Linked DNA regions of Mus musculus: regions 2, 3, 4 and 5 are each linked to region 1. Evidence: chromatin loops called from intact Hi-C (ENCODE). Cell type or tissue: left cerebral cortex. All regions are shown on one strand. Links, peaks and the distances in the headings refer to the core of each region. The heading gives the core; the rest is flanking DNA. Region 1 holds the start of Gabpb2 (GA repeat binding protein, beta 2). Region 2 overlaps Prune1 (prune exopolyphosphatase). Region 3 has its middle 4.5 kb from the start of Sema6c. Region 4 holds the start of Tnfaip8l2 (tumor necrosis factor, alpha-induced protein 8-like 2). Region 5 holds the start of Prune1 (prune exopolyphosphatase).

Region 1 (5,989 bases), core at 434-5,433:
CTTTTACATGATAAAGATACTCATGTACAAGCTGGGCAGTGGTGGTGCATGCTTTTAATCCCAACACTTGGGAAGCAGAGGCAGGTGGATTTCTGAGTTTGAGGCCAGCCTGGTCTACAGAGTGAGTTCCAGGACAACAGCCAGGGCTACACAGAGAAACCCTGTCTCGAAAAACCAAAAAAAAAAAAAAAAAAAAAAAAAAAAAAAAAAAAAAGATATTCATGTACCTGCTGTATTTCTAAGATGCAAGGTTTAAGAGATAACTGCTTGGGACCTAAGGTGGTGGGGCCCTAAACAATTGTTAGTGGTGCTTCCTTTTCCAGGCCTGGGCTCACGTGCTCCTAATTGTGCTGACTAGTTATTCTCTTTAAACAAAGATAATTAGACATGCCCTCCCAATCCACACTCCAAGCAGCGCCTCCTAATAATGAAAGGATATTGGACACTGATCACTCATGGAGAACCCTATAAACAATGCTTAACTTTCAAGCTAATTTTCATTAAAATTTTTGTTCTTGTTGACTGTGCTTCTATGAAGCATTTTAATTGTTGGCTGTCAATATTCTGTAGAAATACAACAAAAGACAGAGAGCAACATTTCTGAGTTGCTAGGACTTCTCTGACCCACAGAGGATATGGAACTCAAAGACAAGAACAGACTCCAGGCAGGACTGACCTAAAAGCCACTCCTTCTACACCTCTTGCTTAAATGTGGTTCTGAAGGCTTTATTGGTACTAACTCTAGACATCATTCTCCTAACGTGGGATCGGATCAGACCAATCTGGACAGAGCATCATGTGATGAGGAATAGTTGAGATCAAAGCACCAGGCATATCAAAGCTGTCTTCAGAGAAAACTCTTTAGAAACAAGCATGAGCAGGTGTGTCACGATGAAAATGAAGTCACGCCGGGCCTGACAACATCTGCCTGTGACCGCAGCACTCTGGGAGACTAAATCAGGATGATGATGAGTTGACGTTGGCCTAAGTGTCATAAGACCATGTTTCAAACCAACAAAGGAGGGCAGTTGCTTGTGCCGGACCTTGTAAAAGTAACCGATGCCAAGAATTATGGGAAAACAGTTCTTATATTTGGTTACTTGACAGGGACATGACTTCTGACATGCCTTCTTTCCTGCCCTGTCACTCCTGATTTAACCTATAGCATCTACCTAGATTAAAATGCATTTGCAAGACGATGATTTTGGAGATCAGTGAGGTCTATATACGGCTTGGTGGGTGAACATATCTGCTGCCAACCTGGTGTCCTGATGGATCCCCAGTTCCCACATCCTCTCTTTTTTGTTTTTTCCGAGACAGGGTTTCTCTGTGTAGTCCTGGCTGTCCTGGAACTCACTCTGTAGACCAGGCTGGCCTCGAACTCAGAAAATCGCCTGCCTCTGCCTCCCGAGTGCTGGGATTAAAGGCGTGCGCCACCACGCCCGGCTCCCACATCCTCTAAGTTGTCCTCTGATCTCCACATGCATGAAAGTCATGGTATGTGTGTAAGTGAGCACACATACACAAAATGTAATAAAGTATTTTAAATAAAAAGCATTATGGGGAGACTGGTGGGTCATTCTTCTAGCTCCCCATACATAAAGGCTGGTAGAACCCTAAGACCAGAGAATAACATAGGCAATTGAAATTAACTAATTAGCTTGTGTGTGTTTCTGTGTGTATTCACTCACCATAGCATGTGGAAGCCACAGGACAACTCGCAGGAGTTGGTTCTCTCCTTCAACTCTGTGGATCAAACTCAAGACTGTCAGTCTCGCTGGCTTTATATGCTAAGTTCCACCTGCCCAACCTATACAACCCCATGGTTCTGAATGCTACAGAGGGGAACTGTTCTCCCTTACTGGATATGCATCCACATAAACTTCACATGAGCGTTTGTCTAGTGTGTATCCTAAGATTTTTCTAAATTCTCTTCCTAGTCCCTCTGTGCTAGGAGTTGAATCCAGGGCCACAGGCATGCTACATTCACACTTGCCTCTGAGCTATACTCCCAACCCTGCCTCCTAGGAATAGGAAGCCAATAAAATACAAAACAAGACCAGGAGACCTTTCTGGGTCAAGTAGCACAGGCTGGCCTTGAACACCTGGATCTTTCTCTCTCCTCTTCTCAAGCACTGAGTACTTAGTGTTCAGAACTTTCAATAAATATTTTAATAACCATGGAGTGCCTGAGCACTTGACAAAGCAGCCCATTACCAAAGAATAATAACTTTTGTTTATCATTTGGGTGTGGTGGTTTGTTCTTTGCAAAGCATGTACAAAAAACATGGCTCACCTCAGTAATTCCAACACTCCAGGGGCTAAGGTTAGAGAATCGCTGTGAGGCAGCCAATCCAAACTACATAGTAAGACCCAAATATTGGATTGGAAACTAGAGAAAATCCTTTATAGGAAGAGGGAGACAGCAGAATTCCTGGAGGAAATCTGTGACAAGAGGTGCACGCTAAGAAAGAAAGCAATTGAAGAATTCTCGGTCTGTACTTTTTTTTCTTTTTCTCCCCCCCCTCACCCCCCACACATTCCCACTGGGAGGCCAGCTGTACAAGCATCTGTGTTGAGAACTGGATATAAGTCCATGACTGCTCTTGTTCACATTATGAACTTACTAAAGTTTCACGTTATTACTGGACCTTGAAAAGTCCAGTTCCCACTTCCTCCCTAGTCACATATCCCTCAGTTTTTGACATCAGCACTCTGCCAAACTCAGGGGCGCCAACTTGCAAGTGGGAGCCCCAGTCTGTAGTGGCAGCCCGGACTCCTGCGCCACACCGCCCCCTCGTGGTCACCCCATGTGGCCTTGGCTTCCCGGAGTCCAGCTCCCCAGCCCCAGGTCTTCCACCCACCCCCTTCACCTCCCAGTCCCCTCCCCTTCCTCCCGACAGCATCCCCTTCCTCTTGGTCCCTCTCCCCCCCGCCGCCACCCCCGCTCCGGCAGTGTGCAGGCCGGCGCCCACAGGTCCTGGCCGGGCTGGGCCGGCCACTTATCACTGCCCCTTGCATCGCAGTTCGGAAGCTCCGGAACCCTGCGTGTCCTTTCCCCCTCACCTATTCCGGAGCGCTGCCGGCTTCGCTCTCACTGGGCCCGCCAGTTTGGTCCCGTTTCTTTCTCTAGTTAAGACTCCTTGCCAGCGGCCTCACTTTTCGGCCTTTTCACATATGCATATTTGGGGGGGCCCTTACCCCCCCTCACGGAGAAATGGAGGCAATAAAATGGCGGACCCGGAAGTGAAGGCGCTGTGACTATACGTCCTGGCGGAGGAATCTGAAGGAAATGGGTTAGCGGAGCCACTTTGCCCTTCTCTCAGGACCTCAACGCACCTCTGAGTCCGACTCCTTCCTACTGAGGACCTCGTGAGCTGGAAAAACGTATACCGCGGGCATCCTGAGCGGGACTACTTAGCGAGGCGCAGGATCACCGATTACGTGGCTTACGTGAGGGATAGTTCCGGCAGGGGACGGACGCAGATGGTAGTTTTGGCGCCAACCAGTGCAGCGCTCGGAGGAACTGGTTACTGGTGCGTGTTGGCGTCCGCACTCTACCTTCCTGCTGGTTCAACGCCGGGCTAACTTGAGGGTTGGGGGAGAATCTTGCTTCCGCTATTCGGGACCTTCTGGTTATGCACTCCTGTCTGACCGGACACTTTCCCAGTGTCCTGAATATAGGTCAGGAAAGAACCCCTGAACTTTTGGGGGGAAGACTAGAATAGGATGGGACATGAAATTGCATGTCTTTCATTTACCAGTCTATCTTGGTTTCTGTTCACCATTTTAACTGATATAAGGACCGAGAGAAAGCTCGGAGAAAACCTTTCAAAAATCAATAACAGGACGCTGGAGCAATGCCTTAGGAGACCCCAGTTCAATTCCCAGCACCCACATTGCAGCTTACAACTGCCTTTAACTCCAAGATCTGACACCCTCACACAAGCAAGCATACATTTAGGCAAAACACCAATGCACACTAAAAATTAAAATCAGTAATAATAACAAACACGCCTTTGATCACAGCAGGAGGCACAGGTCTCCTAATTTAATACCAAAGTGCTAGGCCCACCCTAGCAGAGTCCAGCAGAGTCAGGTGGATTTCTCTGAGTTCAAGGCCCGCCTCCGAAGAAAACCACACAAATTTAAAAGTTAATAATGGGCTGGGGGGCGTGGCTAATCTCTGAGCACTGGCTGCTTACAGGGGAACCCTAGCAGGGCCTTGTAGATGCTTGGCAAGCCCTTCTACCATTGAGCTATGTCCAAATCCTAAATTGTTCTTCAAAGTCAAATATTAGACAGACAGAAGGAAGCGCTGGAGAGATGACTCAGTGGTTAAGAGCACTGACTGCTCTTCCAGAGGTCCTGAGTTCAATCCCCACCAACCACATGTTGGCTCACTTGTAATGGGACCCAATGCCCTCTTCTGGTGTGTCTGAAGAGTGCAACAGTGTACTCATATATAGTATAGTAAATCTTTTTAAAATAAAAAGAAAAGCTTCACTTAAAAAAAAAAAGAAAGAAAAAAAGATAAAAGGGAAAGCTGGATTCGGAAGTGTGAGTAAAATCTGTAGTACTTCATTGGAATGGAAAAAACTAAGCCCCAGACTTAGGATTTAACGTCTTTATTCCATAAATGAATAAACAGCTCCGCAATTCATCTGCAATAGCTTTGGAAGGAATGGGGACGGGTAGGGTCTGAACATAACTGCTTACTTCACGGTCTTATGGCGGCCAAAGAACTGTGTCAGGAATCACTGATTCCTATCACATACTGCAACTACAGAAAGGCAAAGCTAAAATACTTAGGACCAAAACATCTGCCTGTTCCATGACAAAATCACAATTTTATATAAATTCCCCTAATAATACTCTGGTGTTTCTTTAGATCAGATACATCTTTTGTCTTTTAGGAATTATCCTCATAGTGAAGTTTCCCTGTGAAGACTCAAATCTGATTTTCTGAGCATTTCTACCCACAGCTGGAAGCAGAGCTGGATATTAAAGGAGCTACCTCTGAAACGGTGCGATGTTTTTCCTCATCCCACTCCTTTGTTTCCCACCTTTAACTGCCTGCGTGTTTCTGGGGAAGAGAATGCATTGTAAGCAGCAGCAGCATTTCTTATCTTAGCCTTTTAGAAATCCTGTTTTGTAGAAAGTGTCTCAAAACTTCCAGGTTCTCATTACTTCTTGAAGCAGTATTTGCTTACTGGCCTGGTAGAGGACATTAGGGAGGCTCAAGTAATCTTTGAAGTTGATTAAAATGTAACAAACAAACAAAATAATTGGTCTCCCATTTTGCACAACTGTACCTCTCTGTGGTGCCTCAAATAAGGGTGATTCTTTTCTGGGATTAGTTAATATTCTCCGGGCTGACGGGAGGAAATCCTATGATCTAGTACTCCATTGATTAAACCCTTGACTTTGTGCCTAGAGGGCTTTTGAGAGAAACGGAGTAGGCAGATAAATAAATAAATAAATAAATATAGATAGATAAATAAGTACGTACATACATACAAACCTACAATTCAATTGGCAGATTCATCAGCACCACCAGCACAATAGAGGGAAGAGAACAAGATTAAAGTGGAAGGCTTAGAGAGGAAGGGACTTAAGAGGGAAGATAATGAAGGTACGGGGTGGGAGAGAGATCTTGGCCTTAAAGCAAGTCCAGGTCGACAGAGTGGATGCTGGCAATAGGCGCTCTCCAGAAGTTGAAGGTGCTGTACTCAAGGAGGGGGTCACCTTCAGGGTTCTTCTGCTCCGTCCCAGATGCCTGCCCGTTCATTTTGCCAACGCTGCTGCTATCCTTGCTCTCGTAGGTAGGTGTATCTGACAGGCCCAGGCCTTCCAGCTCCGACAGATCCAGTTCTGGGATGGGCATCCTCCAGAAAAGAAAGGAGCTGTACTGGCTACTTACAGGGTCCCTCATGATCCCCTGAGGAAGAGCAAATCACGTGTTAGTCTCCACGATAGAGCAAGCTCC
Region 2 (5,989 bases), core at 604-5,603, 46 kb after region 1:
GCATCCGCTCTCCAGCTACATCCTCAGCCCTGAAGGGTTTTGCTCTGTTCACTCTAATAGCACGTGGAGCATTTATGTTTCCTTCTTTTGCTTGCTCTTTTTCTAAATGTCAATAGGTGGATTATGGAAGCTTTGGGTTCAGTTTGTCTTCTGAACACTGAGAGCTTCCTCTTCCTTCTGCTGAATGCACAGCTCTTGTTCTGACGACTTAGCAGCCCCCCAATACCGCTACATTTTATATATGGCCTACATTCTCTGATTAAACAGGGACTCAAAACTTTTCTTGTTTTTGTGAGTTTCACACACTGTAGTGATCATCTTCGCCCTCCCCCATATCCTTAGACCCACCTGCCGCCCCTGAGCACCGAGCTCTGGCTTTCTCTTCTTTCCTTACTACAGCCATCAAGTTCCATTTGTGCTGCACAGTCTTGGATTTTATTTTTATTTTTTTTTTGATTTTTTGACACAGGGTTTCTGTGTGTAGCCCTGGCTGTCCTGGAACTCACTCTGTAGACCAGGCTGGCCTCGAACTCAGAAATCCGCCTGCCTCTGCCTCCTGAGTGCTGGGACTAAAGGCGTGCGCCACCACCACCCGGCCAGTCTTGGATTTTTAAATACCTTTTATTTCATTTTGTTTTCTTTTCCTTTTTTTTTTTTTTTTTCTTTCTTTTCCAGACAGGGTTTCTCTGTGTAGCCCTGGCTATTCTGGAACTCACTCTGTAGACCAGGCTGGCCTCGAACTCAGAAATTCACCTGCCTCCACCTCTCGAGTGCTGGGATTAAAGGCAGGCGCCACCACTGCTCCGCTCATTTTGTTTTCTGATACAGGGCTTCTCTGCATAGCTTTTACCTTTTGAGGCAGAGCCTTATTGTGTGCCCACGCTGTCCTTAACTCACTATGTAGCTCAGGCTGCCACAAACTGTTTATCTTCTGCCTGGCTTCACCAGTGCTGGGATTACAGGATGGACTATCACCCCAGCCCTTCTCATCTTCTGTAGTGAGAATCAATGTTGGTTTCTTTAAAAACACAGAAATGGGGCTGGAGAGATGTCTCAGAGGTTAAGAGCACTGATTGCTCTTTCAGAGATCCTAGATTCAATTCCCAGCAACCACATGGTGGCTCATAACCATCTGTAATGGGATCTGGTACCCTCTTCTGGCCTGCAGGCATACATGCAAGCAGAATGCTGTATTCATAATAAATAAATCTTTAAAAACACAAACACGGGGGTTGGTGAGATAGCTCAGTGGTTAAGAGCACTGACTGCTCTTCCAAAGGTACCAAGTTCAAATCCCAGCAACCACATGGTGGCTCATAACCACCCATAATGAGATCTGACACCCTCTTCTGGTGTGTCTGAAGACAGTTACAGTGTACCTATTTATAATAATAAATAAATCTCTAAAAAAACACACACACAAACACAGAAATATAAGAATATGTTCACTTTAGCTGGACGGCGGTGGTGCACACCTTTAGTCCCAGCACATGGGAGGCAGAGGCAGGCGGATTTCTGAGTTCGAGGCCAGCCTGGTCTACAAAGTGAGTTCCAGGACACCCAGGGCTATACAGAGAAACCCTGTCTCAAAAAACCAAAAAAAGAAATTGTTCACTTTAACCCCAGGTGTGGGGAGATGGGGTGCTTCCAACTGTCCACAGTAGCTCTTTATGATTTGCATCACCCTCTAGCAGAGGCTTGGTTTTGCCAGCTGCAGATAGTCTTTGTAATTGTGTGACATTTGCAACTCAAGACACTTTTCAGAAGGTATATAAATGCTAGGGCCCCAAGAGGTGGTGTGCATGGTTATTGGTAATTTAGGGAGGTTGGTTTGTTCTACTAGTAGTCCTGCTCAAAGAAACAGAAAGAAAGAAATTAGATACAAGGATATCTCTGTCTGTCTGTCCCCACCCTCATCCTTTTTTCTCTCCTATCTAGTGAAAAGGGTTGAAACTAGGGGGAGAAAGGGTAGGAAAAAGAACCCCCAAAGGAGCAAAGACCGGCTATAATCCTCTCGCAGGCTCAGGATGGAATGACATAACATGACTCATCTGTTCGTGAGCAGACATGTATGTTACTCATTACCATTTCTATGCTCTGAAATCAAAGCTTGCCCACTGACTCTCTCATGGAAAATATGACACATCATACCTGAGACGTCAAACTTGGCCTTCTGCAGGGAATCAAATATGTCCTTTCTTTTGGGCAGATCTGGGAAAAGGGCTTCCAGTTCTTCCACATATTTGCTGTCCTTTGGGGTTGCCTTCCCAATGTTGGTATCCATGTTGACACAGTCCAGGATGATGGTTCCTATAAGGGATAAGGCAGAGCAGGAGTCCTGTGTGTGAGTGAACCCTCCACTCACAATCTTTAGCACATATATAACTCCAAATCCAATGAACACAATTCAGAGGATACAACCCAGGCAACCCCACTGAAGTCAAAATAATACACTTGGATTGACCATGTCCTAAGAGAAAACTCCCAAAGTACAATGCAGTTAGGGACATGGACAGACAGACAGAAGCCTGGGTGTGGAGCTGTACAGATTGCTCAGCAGTTGAGAGCACTGGCTGCTCTTCCAGAGGGCCTGGGTTTGAGTCAAATAACCAATATGGCAGTTTATAACTCTCATCTCAAGAGATCTGAAGCCCTCTTCTGGCCTCCTCAGGTACCCAGCATACACACGGTACACAGACATATATACACAGACAAAATACCCATACACATAAAATTAAAAAATAAAAAAAGTAAAACAAGGAGACTGGGCATCCTGAGTCTTGTAGATTCCAGAAGGAATCTAGCTCTTCAGCAAACCAAATTCCATTACACTATCTTTTTAAATTTTTTTTTTACAATTTTCTTTATTCTTTGAAAATTTCATATTCTTTCCCCTACCCCAGCTCCCTCTCCATTCCCTACCCACCCAACTGCGTGTAGCCCTGGTTATCCTGGAACTGTCTTTGTAGATCACGCTGGCCTCGAACTCAGAGATCTGCCTGCCTCTGCCTCCCAAATGCTGTGATTAAAGGCGTGCGTCACCACTGCCCGGCAGCTGTCAATTTCAAAAAGTTTGTTGGCTATGGATGAAGCTTTGTGCTTCTCTTCTGTCTGGATTTGGTCTTCCATCACAGTATCTTAATATTGGAAGAGTGTGCCTAGTCTAATCTAAATGAGATCAGCACTACACACCCCGTGGAAAAATATAAAAGGGAAGGTTAAGAGGCCTGCTGGAGATATAACAACCATTTCCTGGTGGAACTGCTATCAGAGATGTTTCCTGTTTCTTCAGTGAGTCCTCTTTCCTTTAAACATTGCTGCAAACGGGAACCACCAAGACCCGTGCCCTCTGCTTCCCCTGTACTAACTCCAACCCAGGCAGTGAAACAATGACCAGCTGCTGCAGGAACCCTGGCCCTCTGGGGTGAGTAAACTTCAAGAGTCACCGCCACCAGTGAGGCTGGAGTCTAGACTTTCACCGCCCCCATTCCGGGATAAGGGCAAAGGTCACAACCCAAACCTGATTCCTTACCATGCAGTAGGGCTGCAGTTTGTCTGTCCAAGGTCTCTGGTGCCCCCTGCAGGATTCTCTCTGTCACCAGGGTGGCACAGGACCCCACCAGCTCAACTGAAACGTGACAGGGAGGACAGTATTTCTGCTCAATTGGTCGGTGGTCCAGCACCTCTGCTACGGCCTCCTCCAGAGCTGCATCGCTTCTGGGGAGGGTGGTGGTTAACAGAAAACAGAAAGAGAAGCAGGTAAGAGCTCTCCAGCTGCCCAAATGGATCTCCAACTCCCCACCAAGAGGAAAAGTATGCATGTCCCATGTGAGTACACAGAAGTCACCTCACCCCACCGTCCCCTCTCCACTCTCTGACGTGGAATCAGAAGCAGCTTTTAAACAGCACACAAGTGAACTCTGTGACGTTTCTGCTGTAAATACCTACACGGTCACTGTCCTTTAGGGTCACCTTTCCAACTGAACTCTATACCTGACCTTGCTCTCTTGACAATGAAACATCACGAAAGTCACCATGTCTTCCTTTCCAGCCCTGTGCTACGGCCTTCTAGGCCCATCAGTATCCCCTACCTGAACTGTTTCAATTAAGGGCTCATCTAAGCCGTCCCTCAAAAGATTCCTGGATGATCACTTGAAAAACAAACAAAATGAAAATCAAAAACAACAACAACAAAAAACTTTATTCTGTTAGGACCTGGAATAACTATAATTAAGTTTTCTACTACCCCAAAATACAGTCCAATCTCCTTAGAGAGGCCTACAAGGACTCCATGATCTGTACCCTGCCTACCTTAGTCCCATCAACTCACATCTTACCTTTCCCACATAATTCATGCCCAGCTGTGCAAAACAAGTCCCAGTTCCCTACTCAGTGTGCGATTTCATGCCTGCCTGGCTTCACCTCTGCTAACTCCTCTCTCTGCCTGAAGGCTCCTCTCAGACACCTGCCCACCTCGGACAAACACAAAGCTCTCTTTTAAGACTGGGCTGCCCTCAGTAGAGTCCTTTTGCCCTCAGTTTCCCTCCAGCACAATGAGCTAGGCCCATGTATGGCCCATCGAGTCCCACTGTCCTCTAGAGTGACAGTTAATGGCGTGCCTCTGGCACCCACTACAGTGCTCTCTTTATTACCTCCCTCTTCCTGACTGAAAGATGCATGAAAACTGTCGCCTCTATCCACTTCAGGAAAATGTTTTAATCAGTAAATTCATGGATGCATGAATGCCCCCAGGCAACTATCATTTCTTGGTATAACCACAGTGTGCTCAAGGGAAAAATATCCATTTTTAAGACTAGCAGGAGCCAGACATACTTAGACAAGAATCACACTCATGTTGCTTTTTGGCAGCCTTCTCTAGTCCTAAATTGGAAGTGGATTTATTATGGATGTACACATTTGTTGAACAGACATGCCTGGGATATTTATAGTCTACTAGAACATATTATCCCTGTATCTTAAAGCAGCAAAAGTTCTGACATTAAAGGCAAATTTAAGTTATTTTGAACATTTTGAATAATTATTTAACTATATATTTTTGTTTCTTTATATCATAAACATCACATAACTAGAGAAGTGATACTATTTTTTTTTATTGGATATGACCCATCAATTATAGTTAGCCTCCGAGGCAGGTGGATTTCTGACTTCAGGGCTAGACTGGAATACATAGTGATTTAGAGGCCAGCCAAGGCTGCATAGTGAGGCCCTATCTCACACGAGAAGCAAGCAAACAAACAAACGAGAAAAAATGACAACAAATGAGCCTTTGAGACTCTAGTGGACGGCTCTCCTTCCTCCTTTCTCCCCGTGCAGGCCGAGTGTCCTTCACTGACTTACTTGGGTAAAATATGGTGGTCAACAAGGATGAGGGTGAGCTGGCCAGCCTGGTGCAGGGCTAGGAGGTCAATCTCGTCCCGGAAGATCAGGGCTGGCTCTGGAATCTTAACCTCCTGGAGAAAGAAGACATTGTCCCCGCGCAGAGGAAGCTCAGAACGCTTTATATTTAAAACTGGTATAAAGATGTCTTCAGCTTCAGACGTCTGGTTACAGAATTGAAAAGAAGACATAATAAGGCTTAGGAAAATGCAAGAAAAAGTAACCCCCACCCTAACTCTGACCCTGAGGTTGGGTTCTGAGTTCTCTCCCTAATACACAAATGCAAAACAGAAGGCCAAAGAAGACATGACCTTGGGTAAGTTACCACTTCTCAAGGCCACAATTATCAAGCCTATGAAAATAAAAGGATGGGGCTGGAGAGATGGCTCAGTGGTTAAGAGCACTGACTACTCTTCCAGAGGTCCCTAGTTCAAATCCCAGCAACCACATGGTGGCTTACAACCATCTGTAATGAGATCTGATGTCCTCTTCTGGGGTGTCTGAAGACAGCTACAGTGTACTTACATATAATAGATAAATATATTTTAAAAAAAAAAAAGAAAAGAAAGGGATGGTTTGTTTTTTTTTTTAA
Region 3 (5,989 bases), core at 297-5,296, 58 kb before region 1:
AGACCAAGCTGGCCCCAAACTCAGAAATCTGCCTGCCTCTGCCTCCCGAGTGCTGGGATTAAAGGCATGCGCCACCACTGCCCGGCTTTGTTTAGATTTTTTAAAATGTGTTTTTATTTTGATTTGTTGGGCCTTATTCACTTGTTTTGAAATGGGCTTCATCACCTCTCTATGTAATCCTTGCTTCTGGGCCTCATGTATACCAGGCTGCCCTTAAACTCACAGAGATTCTCCTGCCTCTGCCTCCCAGTGTTGGGATTCAGGGTGTGTGTTACTACACTCTCCATGTAAAGTGTTTTGCCTGCAAGTGTGACTGGTACCCAAAGAGATCAGAAGAAGCCGTTGACTCCCCTGCAACTGGTGTTATGGATGGTTACGAACCATCCTATGGATGCCAGGACCTGAACCTGGGTCCTCTGAAAGAGCAAACACTTAGCCTCTCTGCAGCCCTGGCCTTGCTCTTTAATCCTTAGTAAACCGTAGGTCTTGTTTTAACTCGGATAATGACAGATACTCTTGAGCCTCTGATCTTCCTGCCTCTACTTCACGACTGCTGGGATACAGTATAGGTAGACACCAACACCCGGGTTACAGGTATCGGGGATTGAATCCAGGGCTTTGTGCATGCACCCTACCAACAGAGCCACATTCCCCAACCATAGTGGTCGCTATCTTTCTTGTAGAATGTTTTACCACAGCTGGGCATGGTGGCATCTACCTTTAATCCCAGCACTCTGAAAGTAGAGACAGGGGGATCTCTGGGTTCAACACTAGCTATTGTTATTGCTTTGGGAAACTTTTTTTTTGTAATTTATTTAGATTTTTAAAAATGTTATGTGTACATAACAGAATGAGTTCTCGGACAGCCAGATCTACACAGAGGAATCCTGTCTCAACTCTTCCTGCACACAAAAATAGTTTTAGAGAGTGTGTGTGTGTGTGTGTGTGTGAGAGAGAGAGAGAGAGAGAGAGAGAGAGAGAGAGAGAGAGAGATGTAGCACATTGTGTCAGTAGAGCTCATCCTGTGAGAGCTGATTCTTTTCTTTCACTATGTGGACCTCAGGGATTGAGCTCAGGGTTGTAAGGCTCGGCAGCAGATGCCTTTACCCACTGAGCCGTTGTCTCTCCAACCCACCGAAGTCATATATTTTTTTAAGATTTATTTATTTATTATATATAAGTACACTGTAGCTGTCTTCAGACACACCAGAAGAGGGCATCAGATCTCATTACAGATGGTTGTGAGCCACTGTGTGGTTGCTGTGAATTGAACTCAGGACCTCTGGAAGAGCAGTAAGTGCTCTTAACCGCTGAATCATCTCTTCAGCCTGAAAGTCATATTTCTCAATGTGGGATAATAAGCCACAGTAAATTGTGCTTGAGTTGTTTAATATGTATTGTGCTGAATTAAGGTTTGATCTTTCTTAAATTCTTAGAATTATGTTTTAATCCATATATACTAACCTATTCAGTAAGTTCATATTTTAATGAATATCTAAGTCCCATGCTAAAAGATAGGAAACATTTAAACCTCCACATGTTATGTATCTTTCTCCTAAAAATTCTTTAAAACCTTTAGAACAGTCTCTAACTCTCTCTCAAGACAGGGTTTCTCAGGCCGGGTGGTGGTGGTGCACACCTTTAATTCCAGCACTTGGGAGGCAGGGGCAGGTGGATTTCTGAGTTCAAGGCCAGCCTGGTCTAAAGAGTGAGTTCCAGGACAGCCAGGGCTACACAGAGAAACCCTGTCTCGAAAACAAAAACAAGACAGCTTTTATTTATTGTCATTGTTGTTTCTGTGTGTGTAAATGCTACAGTATGTGTGGAGGTCGGAGATAATGTTTGAGATTTGGTTCTATCCTTCCACCATGGTTTCTGGGTATCGATCATTTTTTTTTTAAGATTTATTTTATTTATATGAGTACACTGTAGCTGTCCTCAGACACACCAGAAGAGGGCATCGGATCTCATTACAGATGGTTGTGAGCCATCATGTGGTTGCTGGGAATTGAACTCAGGACCTTTGAAAGAGCAGTCAGTACCCTTAACTGTTGAGCCATCTCTCCAGCCCCTCTGGGTTCCAATCTTAAGCCCATAGGCTTTGAAACAAGTGCTTTTACTCATTAAGCCATTTTTCTTTGCTGGTCTATGTTCCATAATTTTACTGTCTGTTAAACCACTTTGGCTCCAGGATCCCTCAGCAGTTAACCGTGTTGTAGCTATTATTCCTTTCCCATTCTGTTTATCTCATGGCTTCCTTTGACCTTAAGTCTAGGAGTCTGTCTTGTTTCTCACTGTCATGTCTGTGTGTGAATCTTATTGCAGGACAGTTTGTTTGCCCATTTATTTATTCTATTCAGGACCCCCCACACACACACACACACTCAATTAAGGCTGCTGTAGAAATTGGTAACTCAACAGTTTTTCCCTTTAGTCCAGAGACCAAGCTGTGGGTAGAAGTACCCACTCAGACAACACTATCTTAGAATGTCAGTGTCTCCCAGGCCACCCACATTCCAGGGAATTTTGAAAATATCCTTTGTGCCAGCCCCACGCAAGGAAAAATCTTAGCAGGCAACACCAAGGTGAAAGCCAAGCAGAATTGTCTAAAGTAGCCTCCTTCTTCCTCTTCACTGACATTCCTCAAAAGAAAGGCCCTTTATTGGGGTCCCTCGGTCTTGGGGACAAGGAGCAGGTTTTGCCATTTGGAAGGATGTTCAAGAGCCTTTTGAGGAAGTGGGACACACTAATCTCGCGCATCTGTAGGGTCAGGGTAGCTGTTCACTCTCTCTCTTTGATGTCTCTGTATTTTTCTGAATCAATTGGTCTTGGTCTCCACCTGGCTTTGAGCTTTAGCCCTCCTACCTGTCCTCTTTTGTCAACCATCTGTCTCCTGACAGCCAGCGTCTAGCTTTCAGACTTAGTTTCTGGCATGGTGGCTCAGGGCTGACCTGTTCAGACTGTGGAGGTCGGTGGGGAGATGATGGGCACAAGATAAGTCGGAGGATACTTTCGCTTCTTAGGCCTCCTAAACTACATGCAGGCCTTCTTATTGGGGTCAGGATGAATATGAACCAGAGAAATCACACGGAGATGCAGAAGAGACACAGACAGAAGCTTAGGAAGGAGAATGCGGAGGGACAAGGCAGGAGACTCCCATGAGAGCAGGGTCGCCTAAGTCGTTGATGGAAGTGAGGGAGGATCGCGCAGGCTCTGACAGCCCAGCCCAGCCGAGGCCCCCTGGTTTCCTGTCTCTCTTCTCGTGTTGTCTTCCTTCCTGATTGTGACACTTCTGTCTGTCGGGACTTCTTTTCTACCAGCCTGTCTGTGTGCGTGTGTCTTATGTCCTCGTCTCAGAGATTGTCCGTGGGTCTTTCCATCTCGTGCCTGACTCTGGTCTCAGGCTCACCCTCTCCGTTTAGCTCTGGGTGGACCGTGCGCTCGGCGCCCCTCCTTCTTGTAGTATTATTGGTGAAGAGGTGGCAAGGAGGCAGTGTCTATCCCGCCGCTTAGTATTCCATTGGGCGGCGGGCCCGAGAGGCGGACCGGAGGCGGGCCCGGCTGGGAGGCGGGCGGGGCGGCTGGGGCCGAGCCCAGAGCCCCGGGCGGTCGCATTGTTTTCCTCCGCCGATCTGCGGCGGGAATAGGGGCTCGTACTCGGACCCGAGGCTCTTGTAACCCGACAGTGCCCTGGAGTCTAAATCTAAGCACGGACGTTCGTCACATCTTGCCGAAGCCCCAACCACGGATTGCGAACTCTGCGAGGCGCGGAGCTAGGGGCCGCCTGCTGCTCCCTGGACCTTGCTGACCCGGATCTCGGAGCAAGTACCTTGGGGTAGGGATGTAGCTATAGGGAGGGAAAGGAGCGCTACAAGAGAGGGTCAAGCTCCTAAGTGTCACAGGGACTCGAGTGGGTCCAGCGCGTCCTGTGCCTGGCAGAGTTAGGGTGCGTGGAGGAGGAGGGGACCGTGGCCGAGCCCAGCTGCACTGATGGGCGTAGGGTGTAGGCTTCTTTTCCGACTGGTCGTAGTCGCGTCCCGTAAGATTGGGGGTCATGGAAGGAAGGGGTGGGCTTTTTTTTTTTTTTTTTTTTGAGGCGCGCACAATGCAGAGGGTGGGAAGCCCAGCACCTTGCCTCTCCCTCGGGAAACTGAGGCTCCAAGACCTATGGAGAAGTAGACCTCTACACCCCTGCGGGGACTGGGAGGGGGACAAGTCCTTCTGGACATCGGTGTCGGGGTTGCTTCCCTGTCCTTGTGCAGGCTGGAGTCTGAGCACTCCTAGGGGGAGGGGTCGGCTTGGGCGAAGAGTCCAGGAGCCGGGCCAGGGAGAAGCATCGTTCCCCGCGCTCACCTCCACGCTTCACCTCATTCCGCCCTGGGCTTTGTTAGACTGGTCTCCCACGGAGGAGAGCGGGCCTGGCGACAGCATCCTAGTTCACCTACCCACTCCGCGCGGGCCTAGGGCCCGCCCTCGGCTATTCCAGCCTCTAGTCCTGTTTCCCTAGTCTGGGAGACCCGCCTCCGTCCCCCAAACCCAGATCTCATTCCCACTTGATCTGCGCCTGCAGGCCCCTCCAGCCCCTCCTCCCGCTAACGTGGCTCTGGGACCCGGTCCCGGCCCAGACGCTGCTACCCGCCCCTCCTCGGAGCCCCGGATCCAGTGAAGGGGAGACACGTCGAGCCCCTGGCCCCAGGCCCGTCTCAAGCTAGGCGCACGGGAAGCTCCAGACACCTGGTTTATCCACGTTGGGGGTGGGTGGGAGGGAGGATAAGTACAAAGCCTGGGACGGAGAGAGAAGGTTAGGGTAAAAGGATTTTGAGGCTCGGTGCACCTCCTGAGCCTCCTGAGGAAGGTGGGCAGGGGTGGGCAACCATGTCTATGACTTCCTGCTATTGTCCCCGGCCTGCCTCCCTATTCCTTCCCCTGCTCCTCTAGACACCGACTATGACCTCGGCCACTCCCCAGAGGTGGCTGTCTGGCTAAGAGGAAAGAAGGGGGGCTGGCTGTTTCATCTTTCTATCAAGGGGAGGACCTAAAAGGAGAAAGAATGGCCAGGTCTCTCCTTGGGATTTCTCCAGGTCACAGCATGCCTGTCCCCAGGCCAGGGATTGGATGGGAGCCACCCAGATGTTGCTCCCCCAAACAGCTTATGGGAAGCCCTCTTAAAGATGTATCATACTCGAGTCTAGTGGGCCAAGGAAAAGGCCAACCGAGTGTTTTTAGAGGCTGGTCTAACCCCGCTGAAAGTGAGCATGTGTTGGGGGGTCCTTAGTGTGAGAGATTAGGTAGGAGGGAAGCACTGTTTGCTCTCTGAGGAAATAAGGGGGTGAGGGTACTTGCTATCAGAGCATTTGCTTGGAAATGAAGAGCATGCAAATTAGATGCAAATTAGCCTCTATTGTCCCTAGCTAGGGAGCTTTTGCAGGAGGCTGTTGGAGTCTGAAGGTTTTAACATGGGAGTGGTCATCAGGCCCCACAACTCCCAGACAACCCTTTCCCCAACACTAGTCCTGCAGTTCCAGGAGTTTCTGGCTAAAGGCCAAAAGCTACCCTCATATCTTCCGGTGCGAAGCTGCCCTCATTTTGTAACCAAACAAAATGCACTCCCCTTAGCATCTCCCCAACACTGGCTTCAACAGCTTTTCCCAGGATTTGCACATTGACTTTTAAAGGATGTGGTGAGGGAGATGTGATTTAGTCTTTTCCCTTCTTCTTTTGTCCCTTCCTCCCTTAGATCAGAGGGCTCCTATCCCTCTTCATCCCCACAGGACCCACCACCCCAGGTAAGGAAAGGCTACAACTCCTAAGCACAGGGGATAGAGGCAGGCTCTGCCAGAGGCCAGGAAGAGGGTCCCGCTGTTCTCCCCACTTGCCAGAGACCAAAGTTGTTTCCAGGGTGAAGAGAGCAGTTGCCCAGGGCAACTTGAGGGCTGGTAGGAGAGCATAGGAGGCAAGCTGTGTCCCTTTCTCTTCTGGGAGTACCAAC
Region 4 (5,989 bases), core at 435-5,434, 74 kb before region 1:
TAGCACGGCAGCCTCAAAGGTGAAGTCCACCTCACCGAAGCTAAGTGCGGTCATGGCGCCCTGCCGTAGCTTCTGACGAAATCGTGTAGCCAGAGCCAGCTCCCCAGGGCCAAAGCAGCCACTGCGGTGCAGCACAGCCACTTTAACCGCTACCTTGATGAGGTCTTTGATCACCCGCTGTGCCTTGGGCCGGCTGTGCGTGTATTCTTTGGACACGCGGTAAAGCTCGTCTAGCACCTCGCTGCTGGTCTCGTCGATAAAGAGATGCGCCACGGACCGACCAGCCATTTTACTCAGCAGCTTCTTCTCCGCTTGTAGTGCCAGACTCTTTGAGCTGAAGGACTCCATGGTGCTTGCGGTCGGTGTGTGATCAGTCACTGGAAGAGGCAACCGGCTAAATGAGAGAAAAGGAGAGAAATGGCTTTTCCTCATCTTCACCGCTCTGCCTGCTTTGTCTTCCCACTCCCCTGGGCCCCTCCATCCTGTAGGCTTTGCTTCTGCTTTTTCCCTTCCGTGCTGTAAACAAGACATTTGTGTCTCCAAAACAGCCGCGAGGAGCAGGGAGAGCCTGGCTGGAGGAGTGTGGGCATGGCTGGAGTCAGGGCAGTGGGCTATGCGGCGGCCGACCGACAGGGAATTTGCACAGCGCCCCTCTGTTTCCAGGCTTGAGATCCAAAGCTCATGTCAGTGGGGGTACCATAAAGTCTTAAAAGAAGTGAGAGATATAGGGTCTCCAGAATCTTAAATAGAACACTTGGCTTTTTTTTTTTTAAAGAACCTACTGTGTGCCAAGTGTTTGATATTAACTGTCTTGGTTTACCAACTTCATATGGGTGACAAGCCCTGTTTTACAGAGAGAAATCTCAGACTGAAGGACTCTTTTTTGTTGTTTTTGTTTTTTCAAGACAAAAGTTTCTCTGTATAACCCTGGCTGTCCTAGAACTCGCTCTGTAGACCAGGGTGGCCTTGAACTGAGATCTGCCTGCCTCTGCCTCCTAAGTGATGGGATTAAAGGCATGTGCCACCACCTCTGGGCAAAGCTAAGAGATCTTAAGCAACTTGGCCTAGTAAGTATGAAAACAGGCTTCAAGGAGTGGGACAACACTCTCAGACAACAGATGCTCACAGTCACCTATAACTTTAGCTCCAGGGAGACCCAACACCTCTGGCCTCTACTCACACATATACATAATAAATAACAGACACAAATTATGAGAAAAAATAGGCTACAAGTCAAATAACCCCTCCACATTCGCCCTCCAACAAGGAGGGCGCTCTTTTGAAGGGTGGCTGCGGCAGCAGGTAGTGGTCTCAGGCTGGCTAGGCTGAGCAGAGCGAGGCCTTCTTGGTGGTATATCCTGTGCCTACGGACAGGGTCTTCTCACCATGGGCCTTGACTGTGCTTCTTCTGGTTGTTTTGCTTCTTACTTCCCCCTCCCCGGCTCTGCAGGATGTGGCTGTGACCGCAATGAAGGAGCAACCTCACCCTCTCCCTCAAATGAAAATAGGAGTCCTCTCAGAGGGAGGACAGCCAGGGGGCTCTCTCCGGCAGCCGAATCACTCCAATGGGAACCTGCCATCTTGATTTGTTTCTGCCTTGCCCTGTGGATCTTTCACACTGGAGATGATTTTTCTATAGGGGCCCGCTTTCCTTCCCTACCTGCCCTCCTCTTACCCAGCTCTCTATTGCTCCCTTTGCCATCTCCAACTAGGTCCCCAGTCCTCCCAGGGTAGCTATGTCACTCGCTCTTTTTGTCCCAGCCTCTACGTGACCCTCATGAATCTCTAGCCTAGCAAAGGTTTCTTTCACTTTGCGTCACTGTACTTCCATGTCCGAAGATACTGTAGATCTCTAAATCTCTAGTCGTTACCCCATGTGCATCTCTGTCCCTCAGCTCTAGACTCAGCCACCATCCCAAGCCAGGTCTCACTCTCAGACAGCCTTGCCCCATCCACTAAATACACTAAAATGGTTCTGGGGAGAGAGGGGGAGACCCAAGAATTCTACAAGCGAGAGTTTCACAAGACAGAAAGAAAGGTGAAGGTGAAAGGGTCAGGATATCCTGTCAGTGTCACCCCGAAACCCACCCTCTGTCATTGCCAGACTCTCACCTGCCGTGTGCTGGGTGCCAGTCTGGCCTTGGATGTTTCTGAGAGCTCACAGAATGGAGAAGCTCCTAAGAGGCCCTTTGGTCTAGCCCCACCCCAGGCCCCGCCTATCTACTCTCCACCTCCGGTTCATCATCACTGTCACCAAGAAGTCCAGTGTCCCAAGAGCCACCTAGAAATAAGACAAAGGTCAAAAGGAATGGAATTCTGTAGGAAGCACCAACTCTGAAGTGGCAAGGACGGATTTACACACCTCCACCTAATAAAAGGTCTGCTTCTTTCTTGCTGCCTAATATTTTTGTGGTACTGAAAACCGTGCAGAGTCCAGATTTTAATGTGAGAGACAGTGAGGGAAGTACTGAAAGATCATCGAGTGGTGTAGTAGAACAGCATTATACAAGCATCTTCAGGCCCTAGAAGGTAAGATTGGCACAGACTGCCCCAGCCAGAGCAGGCAGGAGGTAGGTGCCAAGGTTAGGGCTGCTGAGCCATGCGTGACCAGCAGGTGTCAGCATCGAGCCAAAACGCTGGAGTACAGAGCTTAATAGCTTTAAAGGGCCTGATAAATGAGGGTAGACTCCAATGAGGCAAAACTACACCTTTAATCCCAGCATTCTGGAGGCAGAGACAATCCAATCTTTGAGTTCAAGGCCAGCCTGGTCTACAGAGTGAGCTCCAGGCCAGCCAGGGCTGCATAGTAAAATTCTTGTCTTGGAAAAACCACCCACAACTCCAGCTCCAGGAATTCCAGTGTTCTCTTCTGGCCTCCAGAGTCACCTGAATAAATCAGTACATGAACATACACTTGGGCACACACAGACACACAAATCTTTAAAGGAGTGAATTATATAGCTTTCTTCAGCACAGATTGAGAACCCAAAAAAAGGCCTTAGGATTCAGGGATTTAAAAACTGATTTGGGGGCTTCCAGAGACTGGAGTCAGCGACTCCATGGCTCAGTGACTCACTGATCTTCCAGATGTTCTGACTTTTATTCCCAGCACCTATATCTGGTGGTTCATAACCACTAGTTAGTTCCAGTGGATCTAATACCTTCTGGTCTCCTTGGATACCTACACACATGTAGAATACACATACATACAAACAATAAAAGTCTTTAAAAACATATTTAGTGTGTGCATGTGTGTAGACCAGAGAACAATTTATTTATTTATTTATTTCTCTCTCTCTTTCTTTCTTTCTTTCTTTCGGTTTTTTGAGACAGGGTTTCTCTGTATAGCCCTGACTGTCCTACTGTCCTGGAACTCACTCTGTAGACTAGGCTGGCCTCAAACTCAGAAATCTGCCTGCCTCTGCCTCCCAAGGGCTGGGATTAAAGGTGTGTGCCACCACGCCGGGCTTCAGAGAACAATTTCTGATGTCATCTTCAGGAACCTGGTCTGGTTCACTTTCTTTGAGGCATAGTTTCACTGGCCTGTCTCAGAGTTTCTATTGCCATGATGAACCACCATTCTTGGGGAGGAAAGGGTTTATTTTGCTTACACTTCCGTATTATAATCCATCATTGAAGGAAGTCAGGGCAGGAATTGGTGCAAAGGTCATAGAAGACAATGTTTATCACATTACTTTCTCAGCTTCTTTTCATATGGCACCCAGGACCACCAGCCCACGTGCCCACAGTGATCTGGTCCCTCCCATATTAGCCATCAACCAAAATAAAATAAAGCACCGCACCTGTATGTGGGGGTGCACACTTTTAGACCCAGCATTGGGGAGGTAGAGGAAGGCAGGTCTCTGTGAATTCAAGGTCAGTTTTAGTACTTAGTAAGTAATGAGCCATTGAGAGAACCTATCTCCTGGAACTCGCTCTGTAGACCAAGCTAGCCTCTGCCTCCTGAGTGCTAGGATTAAAGGTGTGTGCCATCATCTTCCTGCTAAACTTTTTTTCTTAAAAGTCCATGGAAATGAGAACTCGGAGGGGGCTCTGCGTTCTGGAGTGGCACTGCTTGGTCCGGTGGCTGGGTGAGGGCTGCTGGTGTCACGTTTGAGGAGAACTGCGAGTGTGTTTGGCATATCCCCGTCGGGATCCCAGCTACGATGAGTGCTGCCCGGGAGTCTCACCCACATGGGGTGATACGTTTAGCCTCCCCTGACGATGATCTTGGATCTAGCAATTGGGAGGCAGCAGACTTAGGCAATGAAGAAAGAAAACAAAAGTTCTTGAGACTTATGGGTGCAGGAAAGAAAGAACACACTGGTCGTCTTGTTATAGGAGATCACAAATCAACATCTCACTTCTGAACAGGGGAAGAAGACAAGAAAATTAATGAAGAGCTGGAGTCTCAGTACCAGCAGAGCATCGACAGCAAACTGACGGTATCGGCGGCACTGCGGACTCGGCTTCAGTGAGGTAGAAGATCATTATGGAGAAGATGATGTGGCTAGAGATGACGATGAAGACGACTCCCCTGATGCTGAGAGTCCAGATGACTCGGACAGTGACTCTGAGTCTGAGAAGGAGGAGTCTGCAGAAGAGCTTCATGCTGCTGAGCATCCTGACGACACAGAAGACCCGAAGAGCAAAAAAGATGCGAAGAGCAATTATAAGATGATGTTTGTCAAGTCCAGTGGCTCCTAACTACCAAACACCTAGTCTTTGTATTAAAAGTAAACCTTATTGTTATAATGCACAGTGGAGGACTGCTTATAGAGCACAGACCTCTGTATTATAATTTTTTTAAAAAGGCCCTTTTAAATAACTACAAAGAGTGTTTGCTTTCAAATGCCGTGGGTTACATTTCTCCAGGCATGACTATAACCATTTTTGTAAAGAGTCCGAGTTGTATAAAATGAGAAATAAATGCTGTACTCAGCTTCCCTTCATATTAGCATCATCTGCCCTCTCCCCGCCGTTTGCCTCTGTAGGTGCATTATGGGGGACACTTGTTTGTTTGTGGCAGCTCCTTCATCTTCATCTTTTGGTTTGTTCCTACTTTGCTCTTACATAATTCATCTGATACTGTGACGTGTTTCCTTGGTTATACTTTGTTAAAGTAGACCTGTCCATCATGGAGTTGGCTGCCACCAGCCCTGCTGCAGACCATCACTGACAGTCCATGCTTGTTTAGTCTTTGCTCGTGGACCAGAGCAAGCACAGGACACTTATGTGTGGACGTGCCCTGTCACATCATTCAAAGGTTGCAAACCCAAAATGTCTTTATATAAGTTGATTTTACTGTATGGTAAAGTTTTTGATAAAATTTGGCCAGTTTTTACAGAAGAAATTATTTCTCTGCTCATTTAGTCCTGTGTATTTAGAAATATGTAAAACTGGATTTTTTAAAAGGTACTATGTGACCAAAGTTCATTTTTTCCTCCTAAGGTCTAAATAAAGAGAAAGCAGTTTCCACCTCCCCCCAAAAAAAAGAGAGAACTCAGCACTTACCCTATAAGATGTCTACCATCTATGGGACCCATCACACCTAGCTAAAACACCAGGCAGGCAAGGCAGGACACACCGTAAGACCAGTGCAGGAGGTAAAGACCAGAGGGTCACATTTGCTGGCCAGCCAGTCTAGAAAAAATAGATTCGCTCCAGATTCAAGGAGAGATCTCAGAAAAACATAAAAGTGGAGGGAGGGACTATGGGAGGGGTTGACCAGGAGACGGGCAGTGAGCAGGATGTAAGGTGAATAAGTATAATAATAATAATAATAATAATAATAATAATAATAGTAACAACGATAATTTTAAAAGATATAAGGTGGAGGAAGACATCCACTCACACGTATGCACACACACACAGTTGTAGTGACCTTTTTGGAATTTTGGTTTCTTTAAAAAACAAATATAAGTTTTGTTTAATCCTAAGTATGGGATATGGAGCTGCTTCAGACTGCAGCAGCTGACTGTGATTTGCC
Region 5 (5,989 bases), core at 389-5,388, 64 kb after region 1:
TTGGAAAAAAAAAAACTTTAAAAAAATTTTAAATCATTTGTGTATGTATAAGTACAGGTGCCTTCAGAGATTAGAGATCCCACATTCCCCTGGAACTGAAATTATGGGGTTTGTGAGCAATCCAGTGCTAGAAACAGAATTTGTTCCATTGCAAGAGCAGTAGGCCTTTTAATGGGTGAGCCGTCTTTTTAGCCCCTAAATAATATGTGTGTGTGCGTGTGTGTGTGTGTGTGTGTGTGTGTGTGAAGATGATAAACCCATTGTTTTGTGAAGATAGAGTGGAAGAGGCAGACAGGATGAGATGGGTCAGCAGGAATGGGCATTTGTTACCAAACATAATAACCTATCTTTGATTGCTGGGAGGACGGGCTGGGAGGACGGGCTGGGAGGACGGGCTGGGAGGACGGGACCATGGCAAAAGTCTCCTCTGACCTACACATGTGTCTACTGCATGGGTGCGGCTCCCAACACGCCACTAAATAAATAAGTTTAACAATTTGTTCAGAGTTAGAGAAATGTCTCAGTGCTTATAACTCAGACTGATCTTAGAAAGTACTTAGCACCCACATCTGGTGACTCACAACCACATGCAACTCCAGGTCCAGGGAATCCAATGTTCTCTTCTGCAGCCTATGGGCACTGCACTTAAATGGGCAGATACCTACACACATATAAAACAAAAACAAAAAAAACTATTTTCAAGGGCTTCTGATTCCAGTACTTGGAAGGCAGAGGCAGGTGGATCTCTGAATTTGAGACTAGTTTGATCTACATAGTTCCAAGCCAGCCACGGCTACTACATAGTGAGTCCCTGTCTCATATAAATAAAATAAAAAAATAGCCAAGCTGGGCACCACAGGTGACTCTTATAATCCCAACACCAGGAAGCAGAAGCAGGACTATAAATTCAAGCTCGACCTCAACTACATCGGGACTTCAAGGCCAGCCTGGGCTTATAAAAGGCCATTGCAAAAACAAACGCAATAAAAAGTAAACAAAATATGCAGACCTCAGGCAAAGTGTGAAAGCACACTTTAACCAGCATCAGGTGGGTGGAGTCAGGAGCCGGCCCACAAGAAAAGAAGTAACAAAATTGCCTTTGTATTAAAACAACTTCCCCCAAATAAGGTGGTTCTTTTTCCTCAGGGGGGTTATGAAGAGAGGGTCTCACCAAGGCACCCAGGTCCGTATGCACCCCAGGCTGCACTTTAGCTAATAAGCCTTTTGCCTCAACCAACCCAGAGCTGATTACAGATTAGCAGGTCCATGCCTGGCCTGATATTCTTCAAAAGGAAATTTTTAGTGTAGCTGGCATCAAGTTGAACCTCACCCTAAATTCAAATTAAGAATATTCGTCCGGGGCCTAGCAAACACAGAAGTGGATGCTCACAGTCAGCTATTGGATGGGTCACACGGCCCCCAATGGAGGAGCTAGAGAAATTACCCAAGGAGCTAAAGGGAACTGCAACCCTATAGGTGGAACAACAATATGAACTAACCAGTACCCGGGAGCTCTTGTCTTTAGCTGCATATGTATCAAAAGATGGCCTAGTCGGCCATCACTGCAAAGAGAGGCCCATTGGACTTGCAAACTTTATATTCCCCTGTACGGCGAACGCCAGGGCCAAAAAGAGGGAGTGGTGGGTAGGGGATTGGGGGGGTGGGTATGGGGGACCTTTGGGATAGCATTGAAAATGTAATACCTAATTAAAAAAAAAAAAAGAATATTCGTTTATCCACGAAGCTGGATCTCCAGCAGAATTAGGGGACTTTCAGGGTTTGTTAAAGAATAGAGTCTATTGCCCAGAGGATTGTTTTGTTCTGTTTCTGTCGTTGTGGGTTTTTTGTTTTTTGGGTTTTTTTTCTCCCAGTCCAGACCTGGCCTGAACTGAAGTCTCAGCCTCCTCTGAGTTGGAACTAGAGGCCTGTGGCTACCATACCGAGCTAAGTTATTTGAAAGGAAGATGCCTATCTGTTTCTTCAGGGGCAGAGAAACTTACAGCAGGGGGCCAGGTGACTTGGAGCCTTTAAAGGGAAGAGCGACCTAATGCCACACAGCCTGTCAACACAGCTGGGCGAGTCCAGCTGGTTCAGGAAGCACCAAAAATAAGCTACAAAGAATTCAGGGCCGTGCTTATGGTTTAGATTCCAAACACACTTTGTGTTTATCCCTTACCAAGGAGGCGGTATTTTTACGTGTGTGTGTGTGTGTGTGTGTGTGTGTGTGTGTGTGTGTATGCGCACGCGCCTGCATTAACACTAAAGGAGAACACTGGAAGCAAAGGAATGTAAGTTGTGGGTCAACATATATGCCTGATGAATTATTCTGTATATTTGGCATAAAAACAAAGATTTAAAGTAAAACACCACGACCGCCTCTACCTAGGAGGGAAAAAAAAAAAAGGCAAACCGCCATTCAGAGGCAATAAAGCGGTGCACCCAGTGCCCTCCACTCCCAGAGGTTCACCTGGACCCAGTGGGCTGAAGCCCGCTTGCGGGAGGGAAACTGAGAGGGGCGGGGAGAAGGGAGAGACACACCTCGCCGGGCGAGGCTGGCGGCCGCCGCACAGGTTCTGCCGAAGGACCCGACTCAAGCAAACCAAGAGACTCCTTTCTCCGGGCTCTCCCGCCTATGGCCGAAGGGCTTGGTCCTCTAGCTCCCCCGCGTCCATCTCTGTGATCCCTCCACACCGACCGTCCGGGCTCCCCAGATCCCACACCTTCGTCCTTCCCAGACCCCACGCTGCATTCCTTTCGGTCACGGACTGGGACCCGTTACCTGCAAAGCGGCTCGACAGTCCTGCAGGTAGTCCTCCATGGTAAAGCCCGAGGTGTGCCGTTGCCCCTCAGCCAGGAGAGGTAACCCGGCAGAATGTACCCCGCCCTAGACCTAGGGTCTAGAGCCGAGAGTCAGGGGGCGGGACTCGAACCCGCCACTAAAGGGTTCGGCCTCCGAACCCCAGGAGGAAGTGCGTAATCCGGCACTCCGGGAGTCCGGCGTTGCCCCGCCCCCCAGCGGCAGAGGCTGGGTTCTGAGCCCAAAGACTCATGGGACGTCAAGGAGGAGTATGGTATATCGCGGTGCCTCCTGGGAAATGTAGTCCAGCAGCTCGTGTTTGTCCTCAAGTGAGCAGTTTTCGGAGGGCTATGACATGCAAATTGTGTATGTGTCACAATAACTCGCCTTTATGGCATCTGAACTTGCAGATAGGACTAAGTATAGTACCTTTCCATATATTACACCGAAAATCTGTTCGAGATTGATGTAAATTAATCTCTCAATTTTTTTTAAAATACAAATTCTTTCTATCTAGCCCAACCTGTCTGGAATTTGTAATCTTTCTCCTCAGTTTCCTGAATACTGGATTCACAGGCCTGGTTTGGTTAGGACTTTAAATTACAACATTGCTGTACATATTATTTATTAAAATAGCTTCCCTGGTTAGGTGTTTTTTCTTTCTTTTTTTTAAATTCTCCCCTTTACCAAACTGACAAATCGTGATCAATGTGTTTGTTCACGATAGGAAAACATTACCATAATGTTTGACTTGTTTTCTTAAAACCTACTGTCGTGCCAACTCTTCCTCCTTCTTCATAGCCTTTCTTCTACAGCCTGAGCAAATACTCCTCATTCATGGGCTGTTGCAACCGTGACTTTGCTTCCTGGGTCTCTGTTGCAACAGTTCTCTCGGCTTTCCGAGTTGCTTGAAGCCTTATCCTTTGGCCGTCACATCAATAGAGTTTAGAGGAGCCTTCAGAACCTAAGGCTGGGTTCCAACATCCCTTAACTGCCACTTGCGTGTCCCAGGGCAGACTACTTGGGGGGAAAATGTCCCTTCATCATAACATGTTCCCTCATTTTTTAATCTATCCCCAGATCGTCCTGCTTCTCGGGGAGGTGAGAAGAGGCAGAAGAGCGTCTTCCTCGCCCCCGACCAGGTACACAGCTGAACCAGTTTCATTCCTAGCCTTTCAAAAAAAGCATACGGGGAAGAAGGGAAGCCTTGGGAAAGAGCTCAGGGGCTCCAGAAAACCAGGAGTGGGAATTTTCTTTCTTATTGAACGAGTACATATGCAAACACAACGCCCTTCCGCCCTGCTTTCTTGGCTCCAGAGCAGAGGGCTGCGGCGGGCATCCAGGGAGGTCTAATCAACAGCCGCTGTCCCGCCCTGCTCCTCCGGGCTCTGCCAGGCCGCTTGCTTTTCCCGGTTCTCACCAGAGAGGCACACGCGCTCCGTCCCTTCCAGCGGCAGGCGGAGGGAAGAGAAAGGGTCTGTTGTTTTTCTCTCTTCCTTTCTGCGGCTCACCGGGCTGCTGACCGGCTCAGACAGCCCTGATGGAAATCCTCGGTAGCTGAGCAGGCCCCTCCTCCTCCTCCTCCTCTAGGGACCGCGTCCTTGGCTAATTTGTCTTTGTCCGGACAGGGGGAAAAGAGGGACAGAGAGAAGAAAAAGAAAAACCACAAACTTCCTTTGAAAGCCAGTTTGTAGGCACGGCCTGGAGCGCACGCCGGAGGCTCGGTGACTCGGGAATCCTGAAGACTCTGGGAAGCCAGGCGGGACCGCCTGCGCTGTGCCTTGCTTGTCCTCGGCCCCGACCCTGCTCCAGCGTCCCCCGTATTGGGCGTGTGTCCGGAAGTGGCAGCGACCCAGGCTGGACGCCGCGAGAGTAAACCCGTGTCAAGCCGTGTAAGCTCTGGGGCTGACAGCTGGGAGGCGGCTGGCGCAGTCGGCGCCCCTCAACGATGTCCCCACCTCCCGCGTAGAACCGCCAGAGTTGAGTCCTCTCCCAGTGCCGGAACCTCATCTACCTCTTTGAGGTAAAAACTTTTGTTTTCAAACTATCTTCACCTCGTCTCGCAGCTCTCCCTACCCTCTCTGGGCGAAGTTGACACCTGATGTCCCATCTGTGGTCTCTTAAGTCTGGGTCGCTTACAGGATCCCAGGCACCCGGAGCAGTAAGAGATGGAGCAGTAAAAGAGATGCGGTCTTCAATTTCCCCCTTATAAACCCAAACCCTCTCTCTCCCTCTCCTAGAGAGCCAGAATTACAGGGCTTGCTGTATTCTAGAGGAATCTCAAAGCATGTTGGCATGAAGAATTGCATTTGGTTGGAAAGATTGGGTAATACCAGTTAAAGACGTAGGGAGAAGAGTCCTGAGGGTGGGTGAAGTCTTTAAGGATATACCTATTTCATATGCTTTTCCCACTCTGTGAATAGTATCTGCTGCTGACTAGGAAAGGACCAGAGATTTGACTCCCTGTGGGTCACCATAGGTAATTCCAGGAAGAGGAGGTGTAGATTTGGACTGAGGAAAGAAGAGGAGGGACAGGGCCATAACCCCTGTTTGTTTGGGTCCCCCTCCCCTCATGCTTTCCTCTGGCCTTGCAGGGTGCAGCCCTGTTGCTCTTCCTGCCCTGACACTGGAGCTGTCCTCATTCACTGAGCCCCCACTCCCTCCCATGGTTCTTGTAGCTCCTCTCTTTGGTCGACTAGCTTTCCCAACCCCCACTTAATTATTGATCATTTCTAGCCTTGGGCAGAAAATGAGCTGTGCTTGTCTTTAGGCTTTTTAATATTTCCCAGACATGGCCTCTGTTTCAAGGTTGACTCTAAGTGCCATGGGAGGGAAAGAGATGTGGAGAAAGAGGGGTGGAAGGCCTCCAGGTAATCTTTGCTACTCTAAGTCTAAATTAACAAAATATGAATTACCTGAAGCTAGCAGAAGTTATATTTGAATCAGGAGAATGATCAATTTACTGTATTTATGTTATTTCAGGAACTTTGATGTTTCTCTGTAGCCCAGGCCGACCTCGAGGTTCTCCGGCCTCAAGGCCCCCTGAGTAATGGGGATGGGAAGGCCTGGAACACCACACCCAGCTGACGCTCCTCAAGGCCTTTTCATAGTCTCCAAGCCTTGAAGGTTTACAAGAAGAAAGCAGGCAACCAGATACGCCTGTCTCTGCCCACAAGGGCTGGCATTAAAGAT

Evidence for each region. A loop is a pair of places that touch in the nucleus more often than their neighbours do. Peaks named below come from ENCODE experiments on the same cell type or tissue, not always from the same donor. Only the 100,000 strongest peaks of a DNase experiment are listed, where the experiment ranks them.
Region 2: a loop joins it to region 1, with 2.1 times the contacts of the local background. A loop is called at or near these places in 19 of 42 quality-filtered maps.
Region 3: it touches region 1 in a loop (2.4-fold over the local background); 4 of 42 quality-filtered maps call a loop at or near these places.
Region 4: a loop joins it to region 1, with 2.8 times the contacts of the local background. A loop is called at or near these places in 18 of 42 quality-filtered maps.
Region 5: a loop joins it to region 1, with 5 times the contacts of the local background. A loop is called at or near these places in 8 of 42 quality-filtered maps.

Annotation. Positions count from the first base shown.
Region 1 is chr3:95,214,523-95,220,511 of GRCm38, forward strand. Gabpb2 (GA repeat binding protein, beta 2) reads right to left here and starts at 3,420. Exons shown (of 10, transcript NM_029885.1): 1 at 3,067-3,420; 2 at 1,692-1,746. It overlaps Mllt11 (myeloid/lymphoid or mixed-lineage leukemia; translocated to, 11), which reads right to left. Exons shown (of 2, transcript NM_019914.4): 2 at 4,022-5,941. The coding sequence starts at 5,935. The coding sequence ends at 5,663. Gm16740 (predicted gene, 16740) reads left to right here and starts at 2,935. Exons shown (of 4, transcript NR_108026.1): 1 at 2,935-3,536; 2 at 4,917-5,027. In left cerebral cortex, for the core only: CTCF peaks have their summits at 2,794 (motif pointing left) and 4,419 (motif pointing left); DNase peaks (open chromatin) are centred at 2,803, 3,262 and 3,423; H3K4me3 peaks cover 1,640 bases; H3K27ac peaks cover 1,638 bases.
Region 2 is chr3:95,260,060-95,266,048 of GRCm38, forward strand. Prune1 (prune exopolyphosphatase) reads right to left here. Exons shown (of 8, transcript NM_173347.2): 3 at 5,359-5,561; 4 at 3,533-3,717; 5 at 2,152-2,310. Among named protein-coding and RNA genes, the nearest start is that of Bnipl, 12 kb to the left of the region's middle. In left cerebral cortex, for the core only: a CTCF peak has its summit at 3,575 (motif pointing left); DNase peaks (open chromatin) are centred at 3,557 and 4,851.
Region 3 is chr3:95,156,878-95,162,866 of GRCm38, forward strand. It overlaps a transcript of Sema6c not described here. Among named protein-coding and RNA genes, the nearest start is that of Sema6c, 4.5 kb to the right of the region's middle. In left cerebral cortex, for the core only: no CTCF peak of the experiment used is centred there; DNase peaks (open chromatin) are centred at 2,546, 3,476 and 4,474; H3K4me3 peaks cover 2,433 bases; H3K27ac peaks cover 1,192 bases.
Region 4 is chr3:95,140,203-95,146,191 of GRCm38, forward strand. It overlaps Tnfaip8l2 (tumor necrosis factor, alpha-induced protein 8-like 2), which reads right to left and starts at 2,152. Exons shown (of 2, transcript NM_027206.3): 1 at 2,113-2,152; 2 at 1-394. The coding sequence starts at 348. It also overlaps the pseudogene Gm9169. In left cerebral cortex, for the core only: a CTCF peak has its summit at 2,599 (motif pointing right); DNase peaks (open chromatin) are centred at 1,447, 2,205 and 2,612.
Region 5 is chr3:95,278,806-95,284,794 of GRCm38, forward strand. Prune1 (prune exopolyphosphatase) reads right to left here and starts at 3,271. Exons shown (of 8, transcript NM_173347.2): 1 at 2,780-3,271. The coding sequence starts at 2,818. Mindy1 (MINDY lysine 48 deubiquitinase 1) reads left to right here and starts at 4,130. Exons shown (of 10, transcript NM_199475.1): 1 at 4,130-4,820. In left cerebral cortex, for the core only: CTCF peaks have their summits at 3,021 and 4,244; DNase peaks (open chromatin) are centred at 2,154, 2,588, 3,030, 3,751 and 2 more places; H3K4me3 peaks cover 3,630 bases; H3K27ac peaks cover 3,699 bases.